Regions from separate parts of the Homo sapiens genome. Here region 1 is linked to region 2. A link is an interaction called in ENCODE POLR2A ChIA-PET data of the cell type or tissue named here. Cell type or tissue: HCT116. All regions are shown on one strand. Each heading gives the region's core, and the rest is flanking DNA. Links, peaks and the distances in the headings are about the cores only. Region 1 has its middle 35 kb from the start of TRIM71. Region 2 overlaps LOC107986072 (a long non-coding RNA gene).

Evidence for each region. Peaks named below come from ENCODE experiments on the same cell type or tissue, not always from the same donor. Only the 100,000 strongest peaks of a DNase experiment are listed, where the experiment ranks them.
Region 1: POLR2A ChIA-PET joins it to region 2 with 5 read pairs; 3 of 35 experiments call an interaction of 5 or more read pairs at or near these places.

What each region holds. Positions count from the first base shown.
Region 1 is chr3:32,774,945-32,790,396 of GRCh38, forward strand. It overlaps the pseudogene RPL23AP43. Among named protein-coding and RNA genes, the nearest start is that of TRIM71, 35 kb to the right of the region's middle. RefSeq lists enhancers at 4,910-5,630, 5,631-6,352, 6,337-6,416, 6,353-7,072, 6,837-6,916 and silencers at 6,657-6,736, 12,077-12,253. In HCT116, for the core only: CTCF peaks have their summits at 3,687 and 6,688 (motif pointing left); DNase peaks (open chromatin) are centred at 3,648, 6,037, 6,447 and 6,707; H3K4me3 peaks cover 1,386 bases; H3K27ac peaks cover 534 bases.
Region 2 is chr3:32,976,806-32,992,257 of GRCh38, forward strand. LOC107986072 (a long non-coding RNA gene) reads right to left here. Exons shown (of 2, transcript XR_001740633.2): 2 at 15,116-15,452. It also overlaps a transcript of GLB1 not described here. Among named protein-coding and RNA genes, the nearest start is that of CCR4, 33 kb to the left of the region's middle. In HCT116, for the core only: no CTCF peak of the experiment used is centred there; no DNase peak of the experiment used is centred there.

The DNA of each region.
Region 1 (15,452 bases), core at 2,943-10,942, 200 kb before region 2:
CTCTAGTAAATTGGGTGTCCCCCTAGTTAAGATGGTGTTTGGTAGATTCATCAAAGCTTGCCATTTAGGAATATCCCTTAACGTCACAATGCTTCACTTCCCTAGTTTGGAGACACATTAGCTGAATCTACATGTTACCTCAGTTTCAGAACTAGAGAGACAAGTGTGTGGATAAGTACTGATTTATCTGAAACTTTATCTGAATTATTCTTTTTTTTTTTCCTTTGAGACGGAGTCTTGCTCTGTCTCCCAGGCTGGAGTGCAGTGGCACAATCTCGGCTCACTGCAACCTCTGCCTCCTGAGTTCAAGTGATTCTCCTGCCTCACCCTCCTGAGTAGCTGGGATTTCAGGTGCCCGCCACCACGCCTGGCTAATTGTTGTATTTTTAGTGGAGATGGGGTTTCACCATGTTGGTCAGGCTGGTCTGGAACTCCTGACCTTGTGATCCACCCGCCTCAGCCTCCCAAAGTGCTAGGATTACAGGTGTGAGCCACTGCACCTGGCCGTTTTTTTTTTTTTGAGACGGAGTTTTGCTCTTGTTGCCCAGGCTGAAGTACAATGGCACGATCTCGGCTCATCGCAACCTCCGCCTCCCAGATTCAAGTGATTCTCCTGCCTCAGCCTCCAGAGTAGCTGGGATTACAGGCATGCGCCACCATGTCTGGCTAATTTTGTATTTTTAGTAGAGATGGGGGTTTCTCCACGTTAGTCAGGCTGGTCTCGAACTCCGGACCTCAGGTGATCCGCCCGCCTCAGCCTCCCAACATGCTGGGATTACAGGCGTGAGCCATCGAGCCCAGCCTATCTGAATTATTCTGTTGCTGACAGGAAGCGGAACTCAGGTAATGATATATACTAGAACTGAATATTTGTGACTGAGATAGGCATTGCCAACAGACTCAAAGAAGGGGAGAATATCCTCCTCTTTTTAAACATGGATGGATGGATGTAGGGGCTCCATTGATCGAGTGCCACATTGTAGTTGTTTTGTACACAGAGTAGATTTTTACAGGTGGACACAGAAAGCAGAGATAGCCTAGCTTCCTTGGACCTCTTGAAGCCCCTTCTAAGTAGGACCATAGGACCCGTAATCTGCACTGCTGTTGGTTTAAGTCTGCCGTCTCTGCTTTCCCATACTCCAGACCGACAGCAGTACTGTGAGACCCACTCAAATGAGCAGAATTGCTTTGCCTGGGAATTTTCTGGAGAGTGAGTCCACAGACTTCATAAATCGCTAGGAACTCACATAGTCATGGTAGTATGAAGGGGAAAAGCCCTATAATTGTACTTCAAAAAAACACATCTTTAGAGAAATCAAGAAATTAGAACTTTCTCTGCATGCTGGTTTGTTTATGGGAAAGCAGGCAATACCTAGTAAGGGTAGGGCAGGTCCTATATTAAATAAGACTATATTTGGCTGCAAGTAGCAAAAAATAGGTCTGTGACTTAAAGATTATTTTTCTCTCACTTGAGAAGGGGATATGAAGGCAGCTGCTGGCCTGGGTTCTAGTGTCCCGTGATGCCATCCAGGACTCAGCTCTGTTTTTCCATGCCACTGTCCTCAGCATTTGGGCATTTGTTTCCATAGTCACAAGATATTCCAGTATCACATCAACATTGAAGGCAAGAAAAACAGGGCAAAAACTAGCTAATCTTGATGGGAGACTATCTGGAACAAAACTTTCTTAGAAACCTCAGCAGCCTTGAGCTTAACATCTCTTTTGTCACATCATGTCATGGAGCCATCCTAAGCTGCAGGGAAGCCTGGCAAAGATGTCATAACCATGCCTGCTGCAGTTGCTGGCATAGCCCTGCACATCCTAAGGGAGGCCAATTCAGTGTTTTTCAGATTAATGTTCCAGCAGCTCAGCTTTTCCTTCCACTGCCTACTGTCAGCAGAGCCCAGCAAATTAAATATAAGTTCTTCACCTCTGTGTCTGGACTCATACTGGTTCCCATAGCCAGGAAGGCTTCTTCCCACCTATTTTTCCTGCCCCATTTTGTTAAAGCCACCTCTGCTAACTGAGGTAACTCTGTCAGAGGGGTTTGAACCAGAGCAACTCCATCTTAAATGGGAGCTGGGTAAAATAAGGCTGAAAGCTACTGGGCTGCATTCCCATGTGGTTAAGGCTTAAGGCATTCTAAGTCACAGGATGAGATAGGGCAGCACAAGATACAGGTCATAAAGACCTTGCTGATAAAACAGGTTGCAGTAAAGAAGCCAGCTAAGACCCACCAAAACCAAGATGGTGATGAGAGTGACATCCTCACTGCTACACTCCCACCAGCGCCATAACAGTTTACAAATGCCATGGCAACATTGGGAAGTTACTCTATATGGTCTAAAAAGGGGAAACATGAATAATCCACCCATTGTTTAGCACATCATCAAGAAATAACCATAAAAATGGGCAACCAGCAGCTCTCAGGGCTGTTCTGCCTGTGTAGTAGCCATTCTTTATTCCTTTACTTTCTTAATAAACTTGCTTTCACTTTACAGACTTACGCTGAAGTCTTTCTGAATTCTCTTGGAGTCTAGATCGGGACCCCTTTCTAGTAACAACCCTATCTATACAAAAAGGCTTTTGGCCATGTTTGGTGGTTTACGCCTGTCATCCCAGCACTCTGGGAGGCCAAGGCGGGTGGATCATTTGAAGTCAGGAGTTCGAGACCAACCTGGCTAATATGGCGAAATCCCCGTCTCTACTAAAATATAAAAATTAACTGGGCGTGGTGGCGGGTGCCTGTAATCCCAGCTACTCGGGAGGCTGAGGCAGGAGAAGCACTTGAACCTGGTAGATGGAGGTTCCAGTGAGCCAGGATCGTGCCACTACACTCCAGCCTGGGTGACAGGGCAAGACTCTTGTCTAAAAAAAAAAAAAAAAAAGGATTTAAATGTCACTTACTAAAGTTTTTCCTGGTTGTTCCCAGTTTCTTCCCCCTTTGTATCTTCCCTGGTAAATACAGTTTCTTCTATGGTATATGGTTTTCTGGAATTTAGCAGATATGAGAACCATAGGCATCAGTCTCAAAATATGGCAACTTATTTGCTGGGGTTTACGTTTTTAGGTTTTTGGGTTTTGTTGTTGTTGTTGTTCTATGGTCTTGCTTTGTTGCCCAGGCAAATGTTGCAGTGGCTCTATCAAGGCTCAGTGCAACCTGGACCTCCTGGGCTCAAGTGGTCCTCCCACCTCAGTCTCCCGAGTAGCTGGGACTACAGGCAAGAGCCACCATGCCCAGTTTTGTATTTTTTGTAGAAGCGGGTTTTCGCTATGTTGCCCAGGCTGATCTCAAACTCCTGAGCTCAAGCTATCCACCTGCCTCAGCCCCCCAAAGTGCTGGGATTACAGGCATCAGCCACCGTGCCTGGCCTTTGCTGGGGTTTTGAATTCTGAGAGCCATTAGGTCTATTGAAGCTCTACCACTCATTCAGCTGCATCATCTACAATACGGGACAAAATCGACCTCATGAATTTCTTCATGGACCCAGGAGGATGTTGTTGCAAGTGTCTCCCAAACCACATGGCATGAACCCTCAGAACAGCTGTAGTAGTCTTCCCTTGTGCCCTCCGGCCCTTAACAGCCTCCTGCAGAGCTCTGTTAAAGCCATGCCCTTGACTGGAACACAGGCCAGCAACCTTGCATGGCCTTGCCCAATGCACTGCCATCTGCCTGCATGTGGAAACTATGCACCCTCCGCCTCCTCTTTCATATCAGAGTGTCACCTCTCATAGTCCCTTTCTGACTAGTTTTCTGACAGCTCTGCCCTTACTCAATCTAAGTGACTTTGAGCAAATGACTTCATCTCTCTTGAGGTTTTTTGACCAGTTTGTAAAATGCTTTTCTTCAGGGCCTAGTGTGAGGATTAAAATGAGATGATGCATGCAAAGTGTGCCTGGTGGACACTTAATACAGGTGAGTTCACTTATCCCTCTTGTTACCGAAAGGGCCTGCTCAGCCCAGTCTCCCTCTGTACTTCCTTCATCTCAGTGCTACCTCTGAGTCTCTCTCATTCCTCCCTGTTCTTGGAAGCCACCTGGAGAAAAGTGACTGATGACATCATGGACCCTCTAGCCCGACTGGCTTCAAATCTTGGTTCTCTCTCTGGAACAATTTTGATATGAAACAAGTTGCTTTGCTTCTTTGTGCCTGAGTTTCTTCATCTGTAAAATGGGGATACTAATTCATAGGATTAGAATGATGTTTAAGGGTGCGGCCATTGTACCATTGCTGAATGTGCCTTGAACTCCCAAATGTTTGAAAGGGAACACCATAATTTTCACTGTATCATGTAAAAGTGATATCAAAGCAAAGATTATATAACAGCACTGAGGCTGGACAGTGGGGAATGGAGGGGGACTCCTTGAGATAAATTACCACCTCCTTCACTTTTTTTCTGAGACGGAGTCTCACTATGTTGTCCAGGCTGGCCTCAGACTCCTGGGTTCAAATGATCTTCCCACCTCAGTTTCCCTAGTAGCTGGGACTACAAGTGCAAACCACTGCACCCAGTCCTCCTTCACTTTTGATTTGCTCAACACCTAGTGGCATCCTGTGTTCTCATCCTATTCTTTCCTGCCTTGCCCAGGACCTCATCTTGTGATGACAAGAGGTACCCGGTCTCCTTGCCTCAGATTCCTTCTCCCACCCTTTCTTCCTCACCACAGCCTGTAACTTCCTATAGCACAGCTCTGGCTCCTGCCTAGGGGTTGCTTCAGGGATACCTGAAGGTCTCTTTCTGCCCTTCCTACTTAGCCTTTTTCTTTTTTTAAAGCAGAGACAATGTCTCACTATGTTGCCCAGGCTGGTCTCAAACTCGTGGCCTCAAGTGATCCTCCCACCTCCCAAAGTGCTGGAATTACAGGCATGAGCCACCACACCCAGTTTAGCTACTATTAATCCCTCCCTTATGCCCCATTTGTTCCACCACTGGATTCTCTGCCATCCCCTAAAAGGAGTCACCATTTCCTACCCTCAGAGCTTTGCTTCAGTCTCTTCTGCTGCCTAAAATTTTCTCCCTTCCAGTTTTAATGTGTCAACATCCTGGGCATCCCACACTGCCTCTCCATAGCCCTATCCTCCTCCAAGGGATTTCCTCTTATGCCCCCACTCTTCATTTCACACATGCTTACTGAGGGCATGCTCTGGTCCCAGAAGCTTTTTTGTTTCAGCCCCATAGTAACTAGGCAAATCTGCAAGCGCATGTCTTTCATGACGTGTTCTTTGTTGACCATTTTCTTTCCCCTACTGGATTGTAAGTACCTTTGAAGACAGGCTGTGCATTATACAGTGTGTGGATTGTTCTAGGTGAACAATAAAGCCTGCTAAACAGAATTTTTGGTGACATGTCCTTTCTAGGCCTGGCAACGACACCCAGGGCCTACTTCTTTCAAGGTGGTGAAGGCCTATTAACATAAGCCCAAGATTCACAGGGCCTCAGCATCCTTGACCTCTGCGCCTTTATGGAGTGAGAGTTAAATAGTAGCCCGGGACGGGTGGGTTAGTTACTGGTCAAAGTCAATCCTCCAAGTCAACTTGGCCTGGACTAAAGTAACCAAACCCATGCAGAAAACTTGCAATTTAAAAATTCATCTTCCCTTTCTTCCTAGAAAGGACTGGGCAGAAATGCAGGCTCCAGGGTGGGAGTGGGGCTGCGACGGGAGGAGGCAGCGAAGTTCATTAGCCCCCTCATTTGGGGCAATAGGAATCCGTGTGGTGACAAACAATTGTCCTGGAGGATTTAGGGGGATTTGGCCAAGTGTCCCTGTGGGCCCCCAGCCTCCTCCTAATCCCGTCCACATTTCAGACTACTTAGGATCGCATTAAATGTCAAAGCCGGCGTTTAGGGAAATATCTACATTTCGTATGCATCGCTCGGATGAAAAGAAAAGCTGAAACGAACCTCGGAGCTTTTGGCGCGAGAGGCGCTCTGTGTGGTCCCGAGTGTGAATGGGAAGAGGGGGGCGGCGCCCCGGGGGCCTCCCCGCCCAGGAATGCAGGCCTTTCACATGTAGAAAATGCTAATGCTTTGTTCCTGCCTCGGCCTCCCGGAGGCGCAGAGGCGCCCGGCCGGATTGTCCCGGCGCATTTGCATGTGAGCGGCCCCAGATCCCCGTCCCCACCCTCGGCCCTCCCCCACCCCAGCACGGCTGGCCGGGGACTTCTGTCCTCGGGCCGGGGCCGCCTTCAAACGTCCTCTGCCGTCATTTATTTCATCCCGGTTAAAGCCACAAATAGCTACTTTCTGAATGGATAGCCTTTCCCCTGGGGAGCCGGGCAGGTGAACATTTTTTACTCCATACTTGAGACACTTGACAAAGAGAGTTGTATCTGGAACAACCTCTGTTCCAGCGAGGAAGGGCACGGCGTTGGCTGAGCCATGCCCCACTACAGCGTCACATTTATGTCCTGTGGCGAACACGCTGTGTTTGGCGTGACACTAGGGGCTCCAAACTACCCATTACGTGGTTCGTCTTCAGTGGCATCCAAGCGACCGCAGGTGGCGGGGCCGAAGGGGTAAGGGTATTTCATGCACGTTTTACGGAAGAAGACACAACCCAGAGTTGAGGGGCCACCGGGGTCCCTCTCTTGAGCACAGGCGCCCGGAGCGCAAATGCGCGGACTGACCCAGCGGCCGGCGCGGCGGCGCCGGGCGGACTTAATCGCGGGCGCAGCGCGAGGCTCGGGACCCAGAGCACCACCTACCGGCGGCACGGTCGGCGCAGCAGGCCCCAGAAGGGCGGGGAACGCTGTCAAGCCCAGGGGCACTTCGGCGAGGAGCCCCACCCGCCCTCCAGCTGACCCTCAGCTGTGGCCCACATCCGGGGCCCAGAGCGCCGCGGAAACGCCGAAGCCCGGCCGGCAGGTACCCGCACGTCTCCTTCTGCCACCGCGGAGCTTGCTTCATTAACTCCGTTTCATGTGACTTATTTTATTTCTTTTATTTTTATTTATTTCATTTTATTTTATTTCACTTATTTCACTTCAATATTTTATTTGGTTTATGGTTTTACTTCATTAATTTTACTTCATTAATTCTGTTTTCCCCATTATTTAATTTTATTCTGTCTCAGTATTTAATTATTTGTTTCACTACTTTATTTGTGAGTGAAGGGAAAGGGCGGATACCTTTTTTGTCTTATTTTTCGTTGTTGTTATTGTTGTTGTTGTTGTTTTTTGAGACAGAGTCTCGCTTTGTCGCCCAGGCTGGAGTGTAGTGGCGCGATCTTGGCTCACTGCAACCTCTGCCTCCTGGGTTCAAGCGATTCTCCTGCCTCAGCCTCCTGAGTACCTGGGATTACAGTCGTGCGCCACTACACCTAGCTAATTTTTGTGTTTTTAGTGGAGACGGAGTTTCCACCATGTTGGCCAGGCTGGTCTCGAACTCCTGACCTCAGGTGACCCACCCTCCTCGGCCTCCCAAAGTGCTGGGATTACAGGCCTAAACCACTGCGCCCTGCCGGCCTCAATCATATTTTTTTAAACCCCTTCCAGCTGCCTGCTCTAGGCAAGATAACTTGCCCAGTGTACAGGGCAGAAAAGAGGAGATGACAACATAGTCCTAGGCTCAAGAGCCCCAAGCCAAACTGACAAACAACAAAGACCCAATAATTCAAACCAGGCTCCATGGAGGAGGTGTCATTTCAGGTGGGCAGATACAAAGGGATAGGAAGCTGCTTCATGTGCCTGGATAATAGGGGCCGTGCCTGAATAATAGGGGCCATGTTCCATATCAATACAAGGAAGAGTTCCGTCACACTGTGGAGAGTCTCTTGTGCTGGAGCGAGCTGTCTGCAATTTGAGTTAGGCCAGGAAAGTCTCAGGCCTGGGCCCTGATGGTTCTGTGGTTTCCATGGGAGGGCCTTCAAGGTTGTGACATCCGCTCCCCATACAGTATGATGTGTGTTATGTATTATTTTGAGGATAGGGGAAGATGATTCCCTATTTATTTGCTATCAGTTCTCTAGAAAGCACAATGAATTGCATTTCTGAATATTCACCTTATTTTCCCCCAATCTTTAATTTTGAAAAATATTAAGTATGTAGAAAAGATGGATGTCCGGGCCCGGTGGCTCACGCCTGTAATCCCAACACTTTGGGAGGCCGAGGTTGGCGAATCACCTGAGATCAGGAGTTCAAGACCAGCCTGGCCAACATGGCGAAACCTCATCTCTACAAAAATACAAAAAGTAGCTGGGCATGATGGTGGGTGCCTGTAATCCCAGCCACTCAGGAGTCTGAGACAGGAGAATTGCTTGAACCCCAGAGGCAGAGGTTGCAGTTAGCCGAGATCACACATTTGCACTCCAGCCTGGGCGACTGAGCAAGAATCTGTCTCAAAAAAAAAGGATGGAAAAGTCGCTTAATGAAACTTTATGTCCTAAATCCACCAACTGATTCTTTGCCAGCATTTACTCTAGCATGCTTCCTCTCTCTCTCTCTCTCTCACACACACACACACACACAAACACACACACACAAACCTGTATGTATGCATCTATCTATCTTTTTTTACTGAATTTTTTTTTTTTTTTGGAGACGGGTCTCCTTCTGTCACCCACGCTGGAGTGCGGTGGACGATCTCAGCTCTCTGCAACCTCTGCCTCCTGACTTCAAGTGATTCTCCTGCCTCAGCCTCCTGAGTAGCTGGGACTACAGGCATGTGCCACCACGGCAGGCTAATTTTTTTTTTTTTTTTTTGAGACGGAGTTTCATTTTTGTTGCCCAAGCTGGAGTGCAATGGCGCAATCTCAGCTCACTGCAACCTCCACCTCCGGGGTTCAAACGATTCTCCTGCCTCAGTCTCCCGAGTAGCTGGGATTACAGGCGCGCACCACCACACCTGGCTAATTTTTGTATTTTTGGTAGAGATGGGGTTTCACTATGTTGACCAGGGTGGTCTCGAACTCCTGACCTCAGGTGATCCGCCTGCCTCAGCCTCCCAAAGTGCTGGGATTACAGGCGTGAGCCACCACGACTGGCCTCATTTTTTTTTTAGAGACAGAGTCTCGCTCTGTCGCCCAGGCTGGAAGTACAGTGGTGCGATCTCAGCTCAATGCAACCTCCACCTCCCGGGCTCAAGCAATTCTCCTGCCTCAGCCTCCCGACTAGCTGGGACTGCAGGCACACACTGCCACGCCCAGCTAATTTTTTGTATATTAGTAGAGACTGGGTTTCACCATGTTGCCCAGGCTGGTGTGGAACTCCTGAGCTCAGGCAATTCACTTGCCTCAGTCTCCCAAAGTCATGCTGAGATGACAGGCATGAGCCACCGTGCCCGGCCTTAATTTTGTATTTTTAGTAGAGACCGGGTTTCACCATGTTGGCCAGGCTGGTCTCGAACTCCTGACCTCAGGTGATCCACCCGCCTCAGCCTCCCAAAGGCCTCAAGCCTCCCAGAGTGCTGGGATTACAGGCATCAGCCACCACCCCTGGCCTACTGAACTTTTTTTTTTTTTTCTTTTTTTTTTGAGACGGAGTCTTGCTTTCGTTGCCCAGGCTGGAGTGCAATGGCACGATCTTGGCTCACTGCAACCTCTGCCTCCCAGGTTCAAGCGATTCTCCTGCCTCAGCCTCCCAAGTGTCTGGGATTACAGGCATGTGACACCATGCCCGGCTAATTTTGTAGTTTTAGTAGAGACAGGGTTTCTCCATCTTGGCCAGGCTGATCTTGAACCCTGACCTCAGATGATCCACCTGTCTCAGCCTTCCAAAGTGCTGGGATTACAGGCGCACCACTGCCCCCAGCCCCTGCTGAACTTTTTTTGTTTTGTTTGTTTTGTTTTGTTTTTTTTGAGACGGAGTCTGGTTCTGTTGCCCAGGCTCGAGTGCAGTGGCACAATCTCGGCTCACTGCAACCTCCACCTCCCAGGTTCAAGTGATTCTCCTGCCTCAGCTTCCTGAGTAGCTGGGATTACAGGTGTCCTGCCTCAGCTTCCCAAGTAGCTGGGATTACAGGCACCCGCCACAATGCGCGGCTAATTTTTGTATTTTTAGTACAGACGGGGTGGTTTCACCATGCTGGCCAGGCTGGTCTTGAACTCCCGACCTCAGGCGATCAGCCTGCCTCAGCCTCCCAAAGTCCTGGGATTACAGGCGTGAGCAAACACTTTGGGAGACTGAGGCAGGTGGATCACCTGAGGTCAGGAGTTGGAGACTAGCCCGGTCAACAGGGTGAAACCCCATCTCTACTAAAAATACAAAAAGCCGGGTGAGGTGGCCGGCTCCTATAATCACAGCTACTTGGGAGGCTGAGGCAGGAGAATCGCTATAACCCAGGCGGCAGAGGTTGCAGTGAGCCCAGATCGCACAACTGCACTCCAGCCTGGGCGACACACAGCGACACTCCCTCTCAAAAAAAAAAAAAAAAAAAAAAATTGAGGCCAGGCATAATGGCTCACGCCTGTAATCTCAGCATTTTGGGAGGCTTAGATGGGCAGATCACTTGAGCTCAAGAGTTCAAGTCCAGCCTGGGAAACATGGTGAAACTCTGTCTCTACCAAAAATATAAAAATAAAATAAAATTAGCCAGGCATGGTGGCGCTCGCCTGTACTCCCAGCTACTCAGGAGACTGAAGTGGGAGGATCACTTGAACCCAGGAGGCAGAAGTTTCAGGGAATCGAGATGGTGCCACTGTACTCCAGCCTGGTGAAGAGAGGGAGACCCTGTCTTAAGAAAAAAAAAAAAGCCTTGTCACAAGATAGCGCGGAAAGCGAAGAAGGAAGTTCCCGTCCCTCCTAAAGCCGAAGCCAAAGCGAAGTCTTTAAAGGCCAAGAAGGCAGTGTTGAAAGGTGTCCGCAGCCACAAAAAAAAGAAGATCCGCACGTCACCCACCTTACGGCGGCCCAAGACACCGCGACTCCGGAGACAGCCCAAATATCCTCGGAAGAGCGCTCCTAGGAGAAACAAGCTTGACCACTATGCTATCATCAAGTTTCTGCTGACCACTGAGTCTGCCATGAAGAAGATAGAAGACAATAACACACTTGTGTTCATTGTGGATGTTAAAGCCAACAAGCACCAGATTAAACAGGCTGTGAAGAAGCTCTATGACAAAGATGTGGTCAAGGTCAACACCCTGATTCGGCCTGATGGAGAGAAGAAGGTGTATGTTTGACTGGCTCCTGATTACGATGCTTTGGATGTTGCCAACAAAATTGGGATCATCTAAACTGAGTCCAGTTGCCTAATTCTAAATATATATATATATATCTTTTCAGCATAAAAAAAAAAGCCGGGCCCGGTGGCTCACGCCTGTAATCCCAGCACTTTGGGAGGCCAAGGTGGGCAGATGACGAGGTCAGGAGATTGAGACCATCCTGGCTTAACACAGTGAAACCCCGTCTCTACTAAAAATACAAAAAAATTAGCCGGGCGTGGTGGCGGGTGCGTGTAGTCCCAGCTACTCGGGAGGCTGAGGCGGGAGAATGGCGAGAACCCGGGAGGCGGAGCTTGCGGTGAGCCAGTATCGCGCCACTGCATTCCAGCCTGGGCGAGAGCAAGACTCCGCAAAAAAAGACTAATATCAAAATCCCCCTTCTAGGAAATTACAAACATTTTCATTTCTCTTAGATACCAAATGGAATGCCTTCCTGATGATTTGCTGTTGTATATCTTCGCTAGTTCTGAAGGCCACAAGTCAAGATCAAGGTGCCAGCATGGTCAGGTTCTAATGGGGCTCTCTTCCTGGCTTATAGATGGCTGCCTTCTCCCTGTGTCCTCACTTAGCCAGGAGAGAGGGCCAGGAGGACTGGTTTCTTTATTTTCTTTTCTTTTCTTTTCTTTTTTTTTTTTTTTTTTTTTGAGACAGGGTCTCACTCTGTCGCCCAGGCTGGAGGGCATTGGCACAATCTCGGCTCACTGCAACCTCCGCATCCTGAGTTCAAGCGATTCTCCTGCCTCAGCCTCCCGAGTAGCTGGGATTACAGGCGTGCATCACCACGCCCAATTTTTTTTTTTTTTTTTTTTTTGTATTTTTAGTAGAGACGAGGTTTCACCACATTACCCAGGATGGTCTTGATCTCCTGACCTCATGATCCGCCCGCCTCAGCCTCCCAAAGTGCTGGAATTACAGGCATGAGCCACCGCGCCCGGCCGCTCACCCAACTAATTTTTGTATTCTTAGTAGAGACGAGGTTGGCCAGGCTGGTCTCAAACTCCTGGACTCAAGTGATCCACCCACCTTGGCCTCCCACAAGTGCTGGGATTACAGGTGTGAGCCACTGCGCCCAGCTGGTTTCTTTCAAAGTTTGCTCTTGCAAACTCTTGCCGGGCGTGGCGGTGGGCACCTGTAGTCCCAGCTACTCGGGAGGCTGAGGCAGAATGGCGTGAACCCGGGAGGCAGAGCTTGCAGTGAGCCAAGATCGCGCCACTGCACTGCAGCCTGGGCGGCAGAGCGAGACTCCGTCTCAAAAAAAAAAAAAAAATAGTTTGCTCTTGCTTTTCTGTGTATTTAGCTCCCAGCACTCCTATCCCCACACTGCTTCCAAAACAATCCAATAAGGAAACCACAACGACATCCAAATTTCCCTTTGTAAAAATGGCATGTTTTCTAGGTTGAGAAACTCCGATTTCCATTTAATCGTTGTGACTTTCATTAGCGCTGAACACCAGAAAGGGAGGAATCTGGGAGATTTGGGAGATGGCTGCAGATGCAGGCAATGGCCAAAACACTGGTTAGAGGAGCCCTGTTAGGATGAGGAGATGCAGCACAGTGTTGAGAAGTGGTTAGTGTGGCTGCTCTTGCTTGACTCACATCTGGTGAAATGCAGGGTGGACAGCAGTCCTGAGGTGGGGATTAATCCATCATCATCTGGTGGGGGCAGGTTTTTAAGGTCCTCTATCTCAGATAGGGTTTAATGGCACGGCGGGAAAGGAGTATAGATGGGAGAGGTTGTAAACAAAGAAGTCTTCCGCCAGGCGCGGTGGCTCACGTCTGTAATCCCAGCACTTTGGGAGGCCGAGGTGGGCGGATCACTTGAGGTCAGGAGTTCAAGACCAGCCTTGCCAACATGGTGAAACCCCATCTCTACTAAAAATACAAAAATTAGCCAGGCATGGTGGTGCGTGCCTGTAGTCCCGGCTACTCAGGAGGCAGAGGTGAGAGAATTACTTGAACCTGGGAGGCAGAGGTTGCAGTTAGCCGAGATCGCACCATTGCACTCCATCCTGGGCGACAGAGTGAGACTCTGTCTCAGAAAAAAGAAAGAAAAGAAAAAAAGAAAGAAGTCTTCTTCCCGTGCCACACTAAGTGGTTGGGTCAAGGAGCCTACTTGGACAAGATTCCTGCTGTCCCCCTGAGAAGAGCAACACTAGCCACAGGCCCAGTGATGACACCACCAGGCATGTGAGTCCTGAGTCCCACCAACACAGGCTCCTATCACTCAAGTCAGGCAAAAGGTGGGTTCTTTTCCACGGACTTTGGATTTTCACTTTGCTGCTTTCTAATTTCTTTGTGATGCATCCACTTGTATGCTTCCTCCTCCTCCTCCTGGATAGCACTTCAAGGAAGGTGGGAAACATATACTGGGAACCAAACTACTGAGGTCCAATTCCCAGCCCTACTACTTCCTGTGTGACCTAGAGCAAGTTACTTTACCTCTCTGTGCTGCAGTTTCCTTTTTTTTGAGACAGTCTTGCTGTCTCCCAGGCTGGAGTGCAGTGGTGCTTGCTATCTTGGCCCACTGCAACCTCCACCTCCCGGGTTCAAGCAATTCTCATGCCTCAGCCTCCCAAGTAGCTGGGATTACAGGCATGCACCACCACACCCAGCTAATTTTTGTATTTTTAGTAGAGATGGGTTTTGCCATGTTGCCCAGGGTGGTCTCGAACTCCTCAACTCAGGCAATCTGCCTGCCTCAGCCTCCCAAAGTGCTGGGATTATAAGCGTGAGCCACTGCATCCAGCCAATTTCCTTATTTGTAAAATAGGATGATAATGATACAGACCTCATAGACCTGTTAATGAAGCTTAAATGAGGTTGTATTTGTAAAGCTCAAGAAACAGTCAGTCCCTAGTATTATACTAGATCAGTGAAAGTTACATAAATTAAGTAAATGCAGAAGCTACCATCAATGCCCTGTAGAGCTCCTGTATCCGGACCTCCCTTGCAGACTTGGAAGGGAAGCAGGATGGGTTCATGGAAAAGTCTTGGACGTTGGGATTAGACACTCCTGGATTCAAATCCCAGCTCTGCTACTCCCTGGCTGTGTGAGCATGTGTAAGCTTCTTGGCCTCTGAACCTCAGTCTCAACACCTGTAAAATGAAAATAATGCTCACTTTGCAGGGCAGTGGTAAGGAAAAGAGCTTCCTTAGCTAAGGCTACACAGTAAACGGCCTCTGCTGTTGTCAGAGTGGTTCCTGAGGTTTTCTGTTTTTTGCCTATGAAAATCCAGTCCACTAGAGATGGCAGCTGCCACAGGTGTAGGAGTGGATAAGAGGGGAACTTCCCTGGCCTATCCTTTCCCTGGATCCCCTGAAGTTTCCAGGCCTTCTTTCCCAGAATAGGGGAAAAAATAGGCTTTTTCTTCCTTCTGGCTTTTCATAAGAGCAGTGTGGCCGAGTGTGGTGGCTCACGCCTGTAATCCCAGCACTTTGGGAGGCCGAGGTGGGCGGATCACAAGATCAAGACATTGGCTGGGCACAGTGGCTCACGCCTGTAATCCCAGCACTTTGGGAGGCCGAGGTGGGTGGATCACCTGAGGTCAGGAGTTCAAAACCAGCCTGACCAACATGGAGAAACCCCATCTCTACTAAAAATACAAAATTAGCTGGGTATGGTGGTGCATGCCTGTAATCCCAGCTACTCGGAAGGCTGAGGCAGGAGAATCACTTGAGCCCGGGAGGCAGAGGTTGCAGTGAGCCGAGATTGTGCCACTGCACTCCAGCCTGGGAAACAAGAGCAAAACTCCATCTCAAAAAAAAAAAAAAAAAAAAAAAAAGATCAAGACATTGAGACCAGCCGGGTGCAGTGGCTCACGCCTGTAATCCCAGCACTTTGGGAGGCCGAGGCGGGCGAATCACAAGGTCTGGAGATTGAGACCATCCTGGCTAACACGGTGAAACCCCCGTCTCTACTGAAAATATAAAAAATTAGCCGGGCGTGGTGGTGGGCACCTGTAGTTCCAGCTACTCGGGAGGCTGAGGCAGAAGAATGGCGTGAACCCAGGAGGCGGAGCTTGCAGTGAGCCAAGATCATGCTACTGCACTCCAGCCTGGGCGACAGAGCGAGACTCCATCTCAAAAAAAAAAAGAGATTGAGACCATCCTGGCCAACATGGTGAAACCCCATCTCTACTAAAAATACAAAAATTAGCTGGGTGTGGAGGCAGGTGCCTGTAGTCCCACCTATTCTGGAAGCTGAGGCAGGAAAATTGCTTGATACCGGGAGGCGGAGGTTGCAGTGAGCCAAGATCACACCACTGCACTCCAGCCTGGTGACAGAGCAAGAC
Region 2 (15,452 bases), core at 4,512-12,511:
GGGTGGACAAAGAAGAGAAGAGTGAAGACAAAAGGATGATCAAGAAAATGGATGGTGGTAGAATATCTTTTACACACTGGGATATTTAATAGTCAATATATTGAGCTTGTGCTGTGACACTGTAGACCGCACCTCCTCCTCCATCTCTTTAATGCTTCTGTAAAGTTTTTACACATTAAAGAGGCCTGATGTGGATAAGTTTTTTGTGAAATTCAAGGGACTCTGTTTCACATTTGAGTCAAGATACTGCTAAAGAATGTGTAGGATGGTGAGATCGTTCATGAACTGAATGGATTCAGTGGAGGCAGAGGCAGAATGTCTAGACTGAGGAAACCATGAGAAAGTGAGCCTTCCAGGTGTTCACAGAAATTGTGGAAGGTTTTAAAGACAAACCTCATCTAGATTTTTTTTTTTTTTTTGAGACAGAGTCTTGCTCTGTGGCCCAGGCTGGAGTGCAGTGGCGCAATCTCGGCTCACTGCAATCTCCACTTCCAGGTTCAAGCGATTCTCTTACCTCAGCCTCCCTAGTAGCTGGGATTACAGGCGCCCACCACCACACCTGGCTAATTTTTGTATTTTTAGTAGAGATGAGGTTTCTCACCATGTCGGCCAGGCTGGTCTCAAACTCCTGACCTCAAGTGATCCACCTGCCTCGGCCTCCCAAAGTGCTGGGATTACAGGCGTGAGCCACTGTGCCTGGCCAAATCTTATCTAGATTTTTAAAGCGAAGGGGCACCTCAGCTGACATCTGTGTTAGACATGCTGAAAGGAAACATGTAGACTCCCTCTCAGTCTGTGAATGGAGTCATGGAAGCCTTGACTGAGGACCTACTATGGGCTAGATGTGCTGTCCTTGGTACCATGAATATGAGAATTAAAATCCTATGCCACTTGTCATGAAGGCTCCCTCAGTCAGTGGTAAACAAAGAACTATAATATTGTAAGCTAAGCGCCATAGAGAGGGATATCATCCGAGAAGATTGACAGCCTCTGCACTGACACCGTTCAGGGGAAACTAGCTCTTGGGAGGCATGGGAGAGTTTACTATCTGTTCTATTCATGTCCTCTTCTGCCCCGAAAGCCCACAGAATTTTTTGCCAACATGGTCCTAATCCTTACGTCTGAATTTCTGACACAGTTCCATGGATATTTACACGCCCTTAACCTAATTAAAGCAGGGGCATTTCTCTTCTCTTTTGGTTATTGTTATTATCGCTAACCATTGTTTAGTGATCACGGGACTATACACCGCAGAAGGTACGTGATGGCCACGTTATGATACTGTGGTTAAGCTGATGGGAGAGTAGAGGTAAAGTATGAAGAACAGGTGTCACCAAAACAGGAAAATGCCCATTATCTCAAAAACGTTTGGGTGAGAGAACTGTCTTAACGTCCACAGTTGGGGTGAAAAACAACAGGCTCCTTTTGGAGGGGGGCATTTGCCATAAACAAACTGATTGTGAGATTCTTAGCACATTCGGCATGAAGATAAAAGAGTTAGGAGACATTTTCTTTAAGTGAGAGTTGCGAAGAACAATCCATCCTCACCCTTTCCCACAGAAACAGCATCAAAATTAAAAAACAAAAAAAAAAACAAATTTCCTGTTTCAATTGTTGAAGAGGGAGAGAAGCTCTTACATCGTGGACTCCTGTAGCAGAGGGATTCATGGGACTCTGATACAATAGGAGTTTTGTAACAGACGGCAAAAAGTCCAAGCCTGCTTTCTTCCCTTTTCTGCAATGGATGAACAAACCCAAGGCAGAATAATCTTTGCAACAACTCGGCAGAGAGAGGCAGCAGTGCCTGATGGAGGCCTTGCTTGGCCAACGGAAGTAACATTACATGTGATAGATCTGAGATGGTGGTGAGAGGGAAGGGAAAGGAGAAGAGGGAAGAAAGAAGTAGAAGAGAAAAGGCTAGCCTTGAACCCTGGTTTTCTTTTTTTTCTTTCTTTCTTTCTTTTTTTTTTTTTTTGAGACAGAGTCTCTCTGTCACCCAGGCTGGAGTGCAGCGACATGATCTTGGCTCACTGCAACCCCCACGTCTCGGTTCAGGTGATTCTCCTGCCTCAGCTTCCTGAGTAGCTGGGATTACAGGGGCCCACCACCACACCCGGCTAATTTTTTTTTTTTTTTTGTATTTTTAGTAGAGACAATATTTCTTTCTTTCTTTCTTTTTTTTTTTTCTGAGATGGAGTTTCGCTCTTGAAGCCCAGGCTGGAGGGCAATGGCGCAATCTCAATTCACCGCAACCACCGCCTCCTGGGTTCAAGCGATTCACCTGCCTCAGCCTCCCGAGTAGCTGGGATTACAGGCATGTGCCACCATGCCCGGCTAATTTTGTATTTTTAGTAGAGATGGGGTTTCTCCACGTTGGTCAGCCTAGTCTCGAACTCCCAACCTCAGGTGATCCACCTGCTCCGGTCTCCCAAAGTGCTGGGATTACAGTCACATTCATTGTTTCAGAGGGTGGATACAGACTTTCCTAATAAAGAAAGATTTCTTTAGCTCTTAGGCTAAAACACTTACAGAGGTGAGGAAACACTTTTCATCCCTGAGTTTATCAACTTATTAGTACTTGAAAATAAAAAACTGTTGACTTTGTTGATGTTCTCTATTGAATACGTATTTTTCTATTTCATTAATTTCTGCTTTTACATGTATTACATGTATTTCTTTCTTCCACATTAAAAAAAATTCTTTTGGTGTTTTTTCTTTTTTTTTCATAAGAAAGGGTAGAATTTTATTGTCAAAAAGGCACACTTGGCCGGGAGTGGCAGCTTACACCTGTAATCCCAGCACTTTGGGAGGCCAAGATGGGAGGATTTCTTGCGAATAAGACTTTGAGACCAGCCTGAGCAACATAGTGAGACCCTGTCTCTACAAAAAATAAAAAATTAGCTGGGCATGGTGGCATGTGCCTGTTGTCCCTGCTACTTAGGAGGCTGAAGTGGGAGGATGGCTGGAGCCCAGGGGGTCAAGGCTGCAGTGAGTTGTGATGGTGCCACTGCACTCCAGCCTGGGTGACAGAGTGAGACCCTGTCTCAAAAAAAAAAAAAAAAAAAAAAAAAAAGAAAAGGAAGCTTTTAAGAGATTAAATTTTTTCTCTGAAAAAAATTAATTAAAAATTTTAATTGACACATAATAATTGTACATATTTATGGGTACAATGTGATGTTTCAATATATGCATACTTTGTGTAATGATCAAATCAGTATAATTAGCATATCCATCACCTCAACATTTATCTTTTTTTAGTGAAAACTCAAAATCCTTTCTTCTAGCTTTTTTGAAATATTCAATACATTATTGTTAACTATAGTCAACCTACTGTGCAATAAGGACATTAGCACTATTCCTCCTAAATAATTTTAACTTCGAAACCGTTAATTAGCTCTTTCCATTCCCTCCTTACTTAAATTTTTTTTAAAATACAAGATCTTGCTATGTTGTTCAGGCTTGCCTGGAATTCCTGGCCTCAAGTAATCCTTGCATCTTGGCTTCCTGAGTAGCTGGAATTACAGGCATGAGCCACCACACTGGGCCCTCCTTACTTCTTGAAGATGTTTTGCTCATTAAATTTCAGACTTTCGTCTTTAATAAACACATTTAAGGCTATAACTTTCCCTCTAAATATAGTGTTAGCTGTATCTCATGAGTTTTGATATGTAATGCTTTCTATATTCCTCAGCTCAAACTATATCCTAAAATCCTTAATTTAAAACCATCAGCTTTGGGAGGCCAAGGTGGGTGGATCACAAGGTTAGGAGTTTGAGACCAGCCTGGCCAGCATGGTGAACCCCTGTCTCTACTAAAAATACAAAAATTAGCCAGGCATGGTGGCGTGTGCCTGTAATCCCAGCTACTTGGGAGGCCAAGGTAGGAGAATTGCTTGAACCCAGGAGGTGGAGGTTGCAGTGAGCCAAGATCATGCCACTGCACTCCAGACTGGGCCACAGAGTGAGACTCCCTCTCAAAAACAAACAAACAAAAAAACCATCAGGGCTAGGCGCAGTGGCTCACGCCCCTAATCCCAGCACTTTGGGAGGCTGAGGCAAGTAGATCACTTGAGGTCAGAAGTTCGAGACCAGCCTGGGCAACATGGTGAAATCCCATCTCTACTAAAAATACAAAAATTAGCTGGGCATGCTGGTACACACCTGTAATCCTAGCTACCTGGGAGGCTGAGGAAGGAGAATTACATGAACCCAGGAGGCAGAGGTTGCAGTAAGCTGAGATCGTGCAACTGCACTCCAGCCTGGGCAACAAAGCGAGACTCCGTCTCAAAAAAAAAAAAAAAAAAAAAAAAAAAAATCTGGGCCCAGCGTGGTGGCTCACTACTGTAATCCAACACTTTGGGAGGCAGAGATGGGCGGATCATGAGGTCAGGAGTCTGACACCAGCCTAGCCAACACAGTGAAACCCCATCTCTACTAAAAATACAAAAATTAGCTGAGTGTGGTGGCATACACCTGTAGTCCCAGCTACTCGGGAGGCTGAGGCCGAATCACTTGAACCCGGGAGGTGGAGGTTGCAGTGAGCCGAGACCGCACCATTGCACTCCAGCCTGGGTGACAGAGTGAGACTCCATCTCAAAAAAAAAAAAAAAAAGAAAAAGAAAAAGAAAAAGAAAAAAAGCAAAGGTCTTCTGTATCTCTTTTTACGTTGGATATTTTGCCCGATACTGACCGGGCACGGTGGCTCACATCTGTAACCCCAGCACTTTGGGAGGCCGATATGGGTAGATCACTTGAGACCAGGAATTCAAGACCAGCCTGGCCAACATGAGGAAACCTCGTTTCAACTAAAAATACAAAAATTAGCCAGGCGTCATGGCGCATGTGTGTAATCTCAGCTACTCGGGAAGCTGAGGCAGAGAATCTCTTGAACCTGGGAAGTGGAGGTTGCAGTGAGCTGAGATTGCACCACTGCACTCCAGCCTGGGAGACAGAGCGAGACTCCATCTCAAAAAAAAAAAAGAAAAGATATTTTGCCTGATACTAACAAAGTTACGTCAGTTTGTTTTTTGGTTTGTATTTGCATGGTATACTTGTTTCCATCTTTTTACTTTCAACCTCTTGGTATTCATATGTTTTCAACTTGATTTCTAGTAGACAATACATAGTTTATTAAGGACATAGTCTGACAATCTTGGTCTTTTAACTGTTGCATATACCCTATTTTGTATTAATGTGGCTTCTGATAGTCCTGTATACATCTTGTTTCAGCCGGGTGCGGTGGCTTACGCCTGTAATCTCAGCACTTTGGGAGGCTGAGGTGGGTGGATCAACTGAGGTTGGGAGTTTGAGACCAGCTTGACCAACATGGAGAAACCCCGTCTCTACTAAACATACAAAATTAGCCAGGCATGGTGGCGCATGCCTGTAATCACAGCTCCTTGGGAGGCTGAGGCAGGAGAATCTCTTGAACCCGGGAGGTGGAGGTTGTGGTGAGCCGAGATGGGACCATTGCACTCCAGCCTGGGCAACAAGAGCGAAACTCCGTCTCCAAAAAAAAAAAAAAAAAAACTTATTTCATAGATTATATTTATACTACCTGTTGCAGGTTTCTTTTTCTCTCATTCCTTGCCTTTTTGGGGGAGTATATTTAATTTTCAAAGTTTAAAATTAACCAACTACCTTTGCCCTTATTACAGACATTACCAAAACAAAAACAAAAACAAAACAAAAACAAACAACAACAAAAAAAACCACAAAGACAAACAACTAAAGTAGAAATTTTAACTCTATTTCTATTGTTCCTGTCTTATAGTTCTTGTTTTTACAAGTTGTAATTTATGCAATTACAATGTTATATTGTAATTAAATCTTATGAGGTCCAATAACCATTTTTACTGCATGTCATGAATTTAATATTTGTTTACATTTATACACAGGTTTACCACTCTATTTGCTTTTCAATCTTTTTTATATCCTAGAACTTTCTAGAATCATCTTCTTTCTGACTGAGGTACATACTTTAGTGTACCCTTCAGTGAGAGTCTCTGTTTATGTTTATCATAAAATGTCTTTATTTTGCCAACATTCTTGAGGGAGAATTTTCACTGGATATGGAATTCTAGGTCAGCATTTGTTTCCTTTCAGTATATTGAATATATCATTGTATTATCTTTGGTCTTCTGCTTTTACTCTTGAGAAATCCTCTTTGAGTCTACTGCCACTCCCTTGAAGTGGCAGTAGACTATCCTCTGGCTGCTTTTAAGATGCTTCTATTTGTTGCTGGTGTTCTTCAATTTTACTTTGACATGTCTAGGTGTGAACTTCAGTTTAAATATTTGGTATTTGTTGGGCTTCTTGAATCTATGGACTGGTGTCTTAAACACTGATTCTAGAAAATCCTCATCCATTATTTCTTCAAATACTACCTCTACTTCATCTTATCTTCTCCTTCTGGAATTCAGATTAAGCACATGTTTAATCATTTCACTTTATCCTCTGGGTCTCTAAACCTTTCTTTCATGTTTTCCTTTTTGTTTGTTTTCTATGCTACATTCTATATCATTTCTTCTGATCTACATTCCACTTACTGATTGTCTCTTCTACTGTGTCTAACCAATTCCCAAACCCATATGTTGTGTTTTAAAATTTGGTTATTTTATTTTGCAGTTTCAAAAGTGCTATTTTGTTCTTTTGCAAATCTATGATGCTTCCTTGTAGTTTTCTCTTCCTGTAGATATTTTCAAGGTTGTTTTATTTAAGTATTGTAGGAATGTTTATTTTAAAATATGTCTCATAATTTCAATATCTGAGGCCTATGTGGATTTGTCTCTATGGTCTTATGTTGCTTTGTTGCATTGTGCCTTTGATTATATTTGGCTGGGGCTACCCTTTGACCTTGAAAATAATAATAATAATAATTCTTATTGTTTTTGAGATAGGGTCTCACTCTGTTGCCCAGGCTGGAATGCAGTGGTGCAATCATGGCTCACTACAGCCTTGACCCCCTGAGTTCAAGTAATCCTCCCACCTCAGCCCCCTGAGTAGCTGGGACTACAGATGCACCACTACCAAGCACAGCTAATTTTTAAATTTTTTTTTTTGTAGAGACAGGGTCTCCCTGTGTTGCCCAGGCTGGTCTTGAACTCCATGGCTGAAGTAATCCTCCCACCTCAGCCTCCCAAAGTGCTGGGATTACAGGCCTGAGCTGCCACTCCTAGCCTGACGTTGAATATTATTTGAGAGGATTTCCCAAGTTTAGGATAAATATACCCTTATTCCAAGATAATTTTGAGTTTGCTTCTGTCAGATATGTAGCTGCAATATTAGTTCTGTATAATGCTCTAATTAATCACCTTAAGTTTATTGGACTAATCTTGTGACACAAATTTAGAACATAAATCCACACTAGGGCTAGCCTCTGCTTACAACCTATCAGGGATGGGTTGTTAGTTATTCCTGCCTTGCTCAGCATCAAGGTACTTGTCCCTACACCCCCCTGAGAATTCAGAGGGGTTCCTCTGAGGGGAATTCAAGGGCGTTGCTCAGGGGGGAATTCAAGGGGTTTGCTTTCCATCTGTTATACTCCTACCCTGACAAGTGCATCCCCCAGCTAGAGCCACTCAGCTTAATGTGGGTCAGTTTCCTATTAGACTTCTCAACTTTGGTAAACCCTTCCAAACAGAGTTTTTAGTTTCATACTTATTTTGCTTTGGATAATAAAATGCAAAAGTGGCTGGTTGTGGTGGGTCATGCCTATAATACCAGCACGTTGTGGGGCTGAGGCAGGAGGATCACCTGAGCCCAGAAATTTGAGACCAGCCTGGGCAACATAGTGAGACCAAGTTTCCATTAAAAATTTAAAAAATTAGCTTGGTGTTACCAGGCACGGTGGCTCACGCCTGTAATCCCAGCACTTTGGGAGGCTGAGGCAGGTGGATCATGAGGTCAGGAGTTTGAGACCATCCTGGCTAACACAGTGAAATCCTGGCTAACACAGTGAAACCCCGTCTCTACTAAAAATACAAAATTTAGCTGGGTGTGGTGGCACGTGCCTGTAGTCCCAGCTTCTCAGGAGGCTGAGGCAGGAGAATCACTTTAACCTGGGAGGCGGAGGTTGTGGTGAGCTGAGATCGCGCCACTGCACTCCAGCCTAGGTGACAGAGCGAGACTCTGTCTCAAAAAAAAAAAAAATTAGCCTGGTGTAGTGGCCTGCATCTGTGGTCCCAGCTATTTGGGAGGCTGAGGCAGGAGAACTGCTTGAGCCCAGGAGGTTGAGGCTGCAGTGAGCTGTGTTCATGCCACTGCACTCCAGCCTGGGTGACGGAGTGAAACTCTGTCTCAAAAAAAAAAAAAAAAAAAAAGCAGAAGTGTCTCTGAATGATTTATTTATCTCTTTCTTACTATTCCATCAGCTTTTTAATGCTGTACGATGGAGGATTTGTCAGTTTTTTTGTGTTTGTATAAATTTTCTTCATATATTTTATTTTATGCATCTGCATGTTTAGAATTGTTGTAACTTTATATTTTTATTATTATTATTTTTTGAGATGGAGTCTCGCTCTGTCGCCCAGGCTGGAGTGTAGTGGTGCAATCTCAACTCATTGCAACCTCTGCCTCCCGGGTTCAAGCGATTCTCCTGCCTTAGCCTCCCAAGTAGCTGGGATTACAGGTGCCTGTCACCACTCCCAGCTAATTTTTTGGACTTTTAGTAGAGACAGGGTGTCACCATGTGGGTCAGGCTGGTCTCGAACTCCAGACCTCAAGTGATCTGCCCGCTTTGGCCTCCCAAAGGGCTAGGATTACAGGTGTTAGCTACTATGCCCGGCCTATGTTTTTAATTTTATGATGTACCTTTATATATATTTTATTTTATGCATATGTGTGTTTAGTATTGATGCGTCTTCTTGATAAATTGGAATTCTATCACTTTTGTGATAACTCTGTCTATATATATTTTTTGAGATGGAGTCTCACTCTGTTACGCAGATTTCAGTGCAGTGGCATGATTTCAGCTCACTGCAACCTCCACCTCCCGGCTTCAAGCGATTGTCATACCTCAGCCTCCCAAGTAGCTGGGCTGGGACTACAGGCATGCAACACCATGTCTGGCTAATTTTTATATTTTTTATTAGAGACAGGGTTTCCCCATGTTGGCCAGGCTGGTCTTGAACTCCTGACCTCAGGTGATCCAGCTGCATTTTCCTCCCAAAGTGCTGGGATTACAGGTGTGAGCCACCGCACCTGGACAACTCTCTATTTTTAATGATGCTTTAAAAATTAAAATGTGTTTGTTTTTCTGTTATCACTTGCAAGTGGAGCTTTAAGTTAGTGTGTGATTTTCCATGTTCCCTTTTGCCTGCTTTGGCAATTATGGAAGCAGCGCCTCAGGCGGTAGCTGCTCTGTCGGCTGCTCCTGCTCATCGTTCAGGTCTCAGTTTGGAGACCTGTAGCAGATGCTGCTGATGCCCATCCAAATTTCCTTTATGGATTGGGTCCCAGAATGAAAACACTGGGCAATAGAGACCCCAAAATTGATTGGCAAAGGACATGTAGTAAGGATAAGAAATAAATCTTTTTGTTGTAAGCTACTAAGGTTTGGGTGTTGCTTGTTATGTAACATAACTTAGCTTATATTGACTAACACAGAAATATTGGGCAAATACTTCAAAAATATTTTCCTTCTTACACAATCATACAAGACCCTTCACATTGAGCTCCCTGATATTATTGCAGCCCCATGTGTTCTCAACACTGCCCATCCCCGTCACCTATGTCGCCGTGAATGGTCTTTCTCTCTCTTAGTTCTGGCCATCTACATAGACTGTTTCTCTTTTTTTTTTTTTTGAGATGGAGTCTCGCTCTGTCTCCCAGGCTGGAGTACAGTGGCATGATCTCGGCTCACTGCAACCTCTGCCTCCCGGGTTCACGTGACACTCCTGCCTCAGCCTCCCAAGTAGCTGGGATTACAGGTGTGTGCCACCACACCCAGCTAATTTTCGTGTTTTTAGTAGAGACAGGGTTTCACCATGTTGGTCAGGCTGGTCATGAATTCCTGACCTCAGATGATCCACTCGCCTTCGCCTCCCAAACTGCTGGGATTACAGCCATGAGCCACTGCTGCAATAGACTATTTCTTTAACCTGGAATACTCTTCCCCTACTGTTCACCTGACCAACTATTGCTCATCACTCAAGTCTCAGTTTAGAGACCGACAGCAGATGCTGATGATGCCCACCCAACTTTCCTTTATGGACTGGTGTACCCAGTCCCCAGCTACCATGAGCGTTGGCTGCTAACAGCTCACAGATGCCCTCTTCTCTTTTTTTATGGCCAATTCCCTACTACCTCCCCACAGTACAACTAGTCCTCCCCTCCCACCAGTGGCAGCCTGCGGCCAATGGCTGGCTGACACGGATGGAAGGTTAAAAGACTGGCCCTCTTGACTCAAGGTGCATCCAATTTTGTGGTGAAATTAATGTGTGTGAGTTTCTCTGGAACTAGCAGCCTGATCTGACCTAGGCTAGATACATGAGGGAGCCAAGCCAACATCAGTGGAGCCTGTTCCAGACCAGAAGAACCATATAGCAGAATCATGAACTAAACAGTTGGTTTAAGCTGAAAGTAGTCTCCTTGCTTACCTTTACTCTCTTGCCCTGCACCCTTCCCTCACTTCCTTTCTCCTTAGAGCATCCCCTCTGTAAACCACGTGCACACAAAGCCCTGTCTTTGGCTCTGCAGTAAGACAGAATGCCTGGCTGCCCAGGCCTGGATTGTGAACCCCTCTTCTGCTGCTCTGCCACTCTGTACTGTCTCTCACTATGGTGCCCATGAGACTGCATTGAACTGTCTATTTACTTATCTCTTCTACTAACTAAACCTTTTGAAGGCATAGGTCATGTTTTTATTATTATTGCTATTGATAGTATCTCAATACTCTTTTAAAAAGAGACTGAGAGATGGGGTGATAAAGTGGTTATCATTTTATTCTCAATGCCCAGCATGTATTAGGTACACCTTAATAGTTGAATGAATGAATGAGTGAAAGTTGTCCTGGATTTAACAAAGAGATGCAGGCTACAAGCATTTTTGCAGAGAATATTGGAGCTTAATAACATTTCCATAAAGAATGGATCTTAGAGGCTGGGTACGGTGGCTCATGCCTGTAATCCCAGGATTTTGGGAGGCTGAGGCAGGTGAATCATTTGAGGTCAGGAGTTTGAGACCACCTGACTAACATGGTGAAACCCCATCTGTACTAAAAAATACAACACAATTAGCTGGGTGTGGTGGTGCATGCCTGTGTCCCAGCTACTTGAGAGGCTAAGGCAGGAGAATTGCTTGAACCCAGGAGGCAGAGGTTGCAGTGAGCCAAGATTACGTCATTGCACTACAGCCTGGGTGACAGAGCAAGACTCCATCTCAAAAAAAAAAAAAAAAAAAAAAGGATCTTAGAGACTTTTAAGGTGCAAAGACCAAGGACTTAAGTGATAGGCTCACTGAAATGAAGAAGGGGAAATTTCAGTGTATAAAAAACATGGGAGCAGAAAATGGCAAAATTGGTCACTAAGAGAAAGAGGAAGAGTTGGGACCAACGTGTTGTTGAAGTGTCCTGCTCAGTGAGGAGGGACTGAAAGTTCAGTTCACACCTGCTGTATGGTATTCACATTCTACATATGTTACTATTCAGATAACATGGGCACTGACGTTTTATATCAGAGTGAAGAGTTGGTTGCTTTCAAAAGCATTGCTCTATCTGAATTCTTGAGATGGGTGGCTCCTTCCTAGCTATTAAGAGGCAAAATTCTGGTGCCCAGAGTGGAAAGAAAACCAGACAGTTAATCTCAGTCTTTTTACTCTGTCCTCCACTTCTGTTTCCTGAACAATCAGAATTCCATCTTTTACCAGGTTGGCTTTTGTAGAGTTTGCAGTGAACTGAGATGAATCTGCAGTGACTTCAGGACAGGATCTGGAATATGTATTTCAACAATATCTTCCTGTTATCAGCCTATCAGGCAATCACAGAAGCTTTTAATAGAAAGCTAGATAAAACTAGTCCTCCACCTAACAACTGTTTTTTCCTGTTTTTTTTTTCTACAAGCTCTTTTTTTCTTGTAGATATTTAGTACTGCAAAAATCCCATCTAGTGGAAGCCCTTGGCATGGTAAGGTTTGGTTCCAGGTAATCACAATTTTAGGGTACAAAACCATGAAAGACTTATCAAGATCACTGGGGTGGGGGTGGGGTGCTGGCAGCAGCACAGTGACCTCTGGTCCACTACAAATAAACTCTTCAGAGAGTTTCTTGAGTATTTTACCATATTTGTCCTTTGGACTTTGCAAATGGCTTCTTGATATCTGCCGATCATGGCAGACAGTGGACAGATGAACCCAGTTGCCCACCAGGGAAGTTGTGATGTTCTTAGCATCAGAAGGCCTCAGGTTGATGTCAGTCTGTGGTGCTTCTCTGCCCTCTCTCATGTCTCCTCAGCCCGTTTCACCTCAAGGAAGAGCTCCCCTCCAGAGAAAAACCGAGAGTCATCATTTGCCTGCTCAACTATGAATAAAGTTCCACGTACCTTCTCTCTGCTCACTTCTTTCAGAGGCACTTCCGGCTCACGAAACTCTTCAGCTAAGTTCCTGGGGAATTTGCTGAGTGTCAAAACATGAATTAAACCAGAAGAGATATGATAGTGGGTTTTGTCTGAGAGGGATGCCCAGCCTTGTGAATAAGTCATCTTCCAGTGTGGAGGATTGCTTGCTCCCTGACCTGTATCCACTGGGGACCCACATATACCGGGCATTCTGCTCACCAGAGACACACACAAGACTCATGGGTCAATCACCAAAACCTGGGGCCACAGCTCAGACCTGATCTGTCATGTCAGACAAGGCTGAAATATTGTTCTTCTGTGTTGTGAGTTTTCTCAAATACAATACAAAACTTTCTCCTTGCAGCTCAATCAAGGCAATCTGCATAGTAAGAAGAGTGTGGGATTTGGAGGCAAGAGACTTGGGTGTGAGTTTCAGGCCCCTGATTTTGTGTAAATCACAATTCTTCCTACCTCTTGATTTTCCTAAACTGTAAACTGAGCTGCATGCCACCCGCCCTATTTCTTCAAAAGGTTCTTATAAAGACTGAATGAAATACTGTATGCAAAAATAACACATTAAAACCACTTTATGAATGTTATTATTCTTATTAAGCACCATCAAAGTTGAAGACATGAACCTAGAAACTTCAGAGGACAAAAGATATGTGAAAATAACCAATTTTTCAGGATACTACCATCTGGTTGGAGATAGCTCTGATCCCTGCATCTCTCCTGCCTCATCTCTGTTCATTCCAACCCCAGTCAGATTGAGGTACATGCCACCAATTTCTGGAATTCTCCATTGTCTCTCCAGACCCTGGATCTCTGCAGATGCTGCCTCCCTCTGAGAAGCACTTTCTGCTCTACTCATGCCTATCTTTTCTCCTTCTTCTCTTATTCTTCACCTGGCTCAACTCCAGGAAGCCTGCCCTGACCAGTCTCTGCTCCACATCAAGTCTAAGACTGGATTCAGCATGCTCACAGCACTCTGATCTCATCGCTGTCATTGTCTACCCCTCACAAGCTACATGGTTCATTAATAGATCTGTGCGCTCCCTGAGGGGCAAGAAATGTGTCCTACACAGTGGCATGGGGTTTAGAGTAAGTATTGAATGAATGTCTATTGGGTAAATGAAAAAAACAAAACAAAACAAACCCACCTACTAAAATAGTTAAATGCTGAGGGGCTTATCCATCACACTAGAAGGGATACACCCTGAAACCTTGGGGACTCCTCACTGGGCACTTCTTGGGACACTTCCTGATTTCAAAGTCCCCAGAAAAGAGGTCAGGTGGTCCACGACAGCCAAAGCACTCTGGTAAAAAGATCCTATTGCAGTCGGGCGCGGTGGCTCACGCCTGTAATCCCAGCACTTTGGAAGGCCGAGGCGGGCAGATCACGAGGTCAGGAGATCGAGACCATCCTGGCTAACACGGTGAAACCCCGTCTCTACTAAAAAATACAAAAAATTAGCTGGGCGTGGTGGCGGGTGCCTGTAGTCCCAGCTACTCGGGAGGCTGAGGCAGGAGAATGGCGTGAACCCGGGAGGTGGAGCTTGCAGTGAGCAGAGATCACGCCACTGCACTCCAGCCTGGGCGACAGAGTGAGACTCTGTCTAAAAATAATAATAATAATAATAATCGTATTGCTTAGTAAAAATTAAAGAAAGTTGAAGTAAATTGGACAGACTGCACCTCTTGATCAGAAATCGTATCAAAAGATTTCACCCAAAGAAACAGAAACCACATTGAGCTTTGTGTGCAGTGCCCATCATCTCATACCTCCATAAACTCTGACTGGTGGGGGGTTCACACAGTGGATTTCCTGCCTGTGTCCAGTTAATTCCCCTCAGTTAATATCTGGTGAGACCACCGGGGCCTGGCAATTTGCAAAAAGAGACAAAGGGATCCAATTCACTAAACACAGGCTAAATGAACCACTTAGCCAATGGCCTCCTGCTCCTTACCAGTGGGGCCTTGGACCTCAATTCATGCTTGCTGGGCTTTCAGACCTTTAGTGAAATGGATGGAAATACACAAATTGGAGTGTGCTACAACATAGCACTGGGTGCACATGTGATGATTTCTTAAAAATGGCCACACATTCTTTGTCATTTCTCCCATCCAAGGATGGGGATCTGTGTTTCCTCCCCTTGAATCTGGGTTATGACTACTTTGACCAGTAGAGTACAGTGGACTGATGCTATGTGACTTCTGCATCTAGGCCTTAAATGGCCATGCAGCTTCCACCTGCTTCTGTTGCAATGTTCACTCTCTGGAAGCTCCCTTCTGGAACATGCCATCAGAACCCAGCTACTGTGTTATAAGAAGCCTGAGTCACATGGAAAGACCACTTGTAGATGCTCTGTTGACTGTCCTAAGTGGCCTTAAACTTCAAGTCATCCTGGCCCAAATAGCAGGCAAGTGAGTGAAGGAATTGCCAGATGGTTCTGGTACCCAGCAGAAGCCCCAACGTCACAGAACAAAGACAAGCCATCCTTGCTGGGCTGTCCAAATTCCTGATCCATAGAATCGTGTGCATAACAAAATAGTTGCTTCATGCCACTTAAGCAGACTTACTGGTTTATTATGCAGCAACAGACAACAGCACACATTGCAACCCATGATGATGAGAAATGCCCCGTGGGCAAGGAATTCAATATGTTGGCACTGGAAAGTTGCTTACGTTTTGAGAACAAGCCAACAGAATCTTCAAGGAATCAGAGCACTGAAGAAGTCCACACTAGGGCCTTTAAGTCCAAACCCTGGATGTCGAGTCTTTTCCGTAGGCTCACGCTGCCCTCCAGCAGTCTCTGGTTAATGCTGGAGAGGCTTGGTGAATGATGCCCCTTCACCTTTCTACAGGACCTCTTCCTCCCCTTTGGGTCTGGTCTGTGTCATGT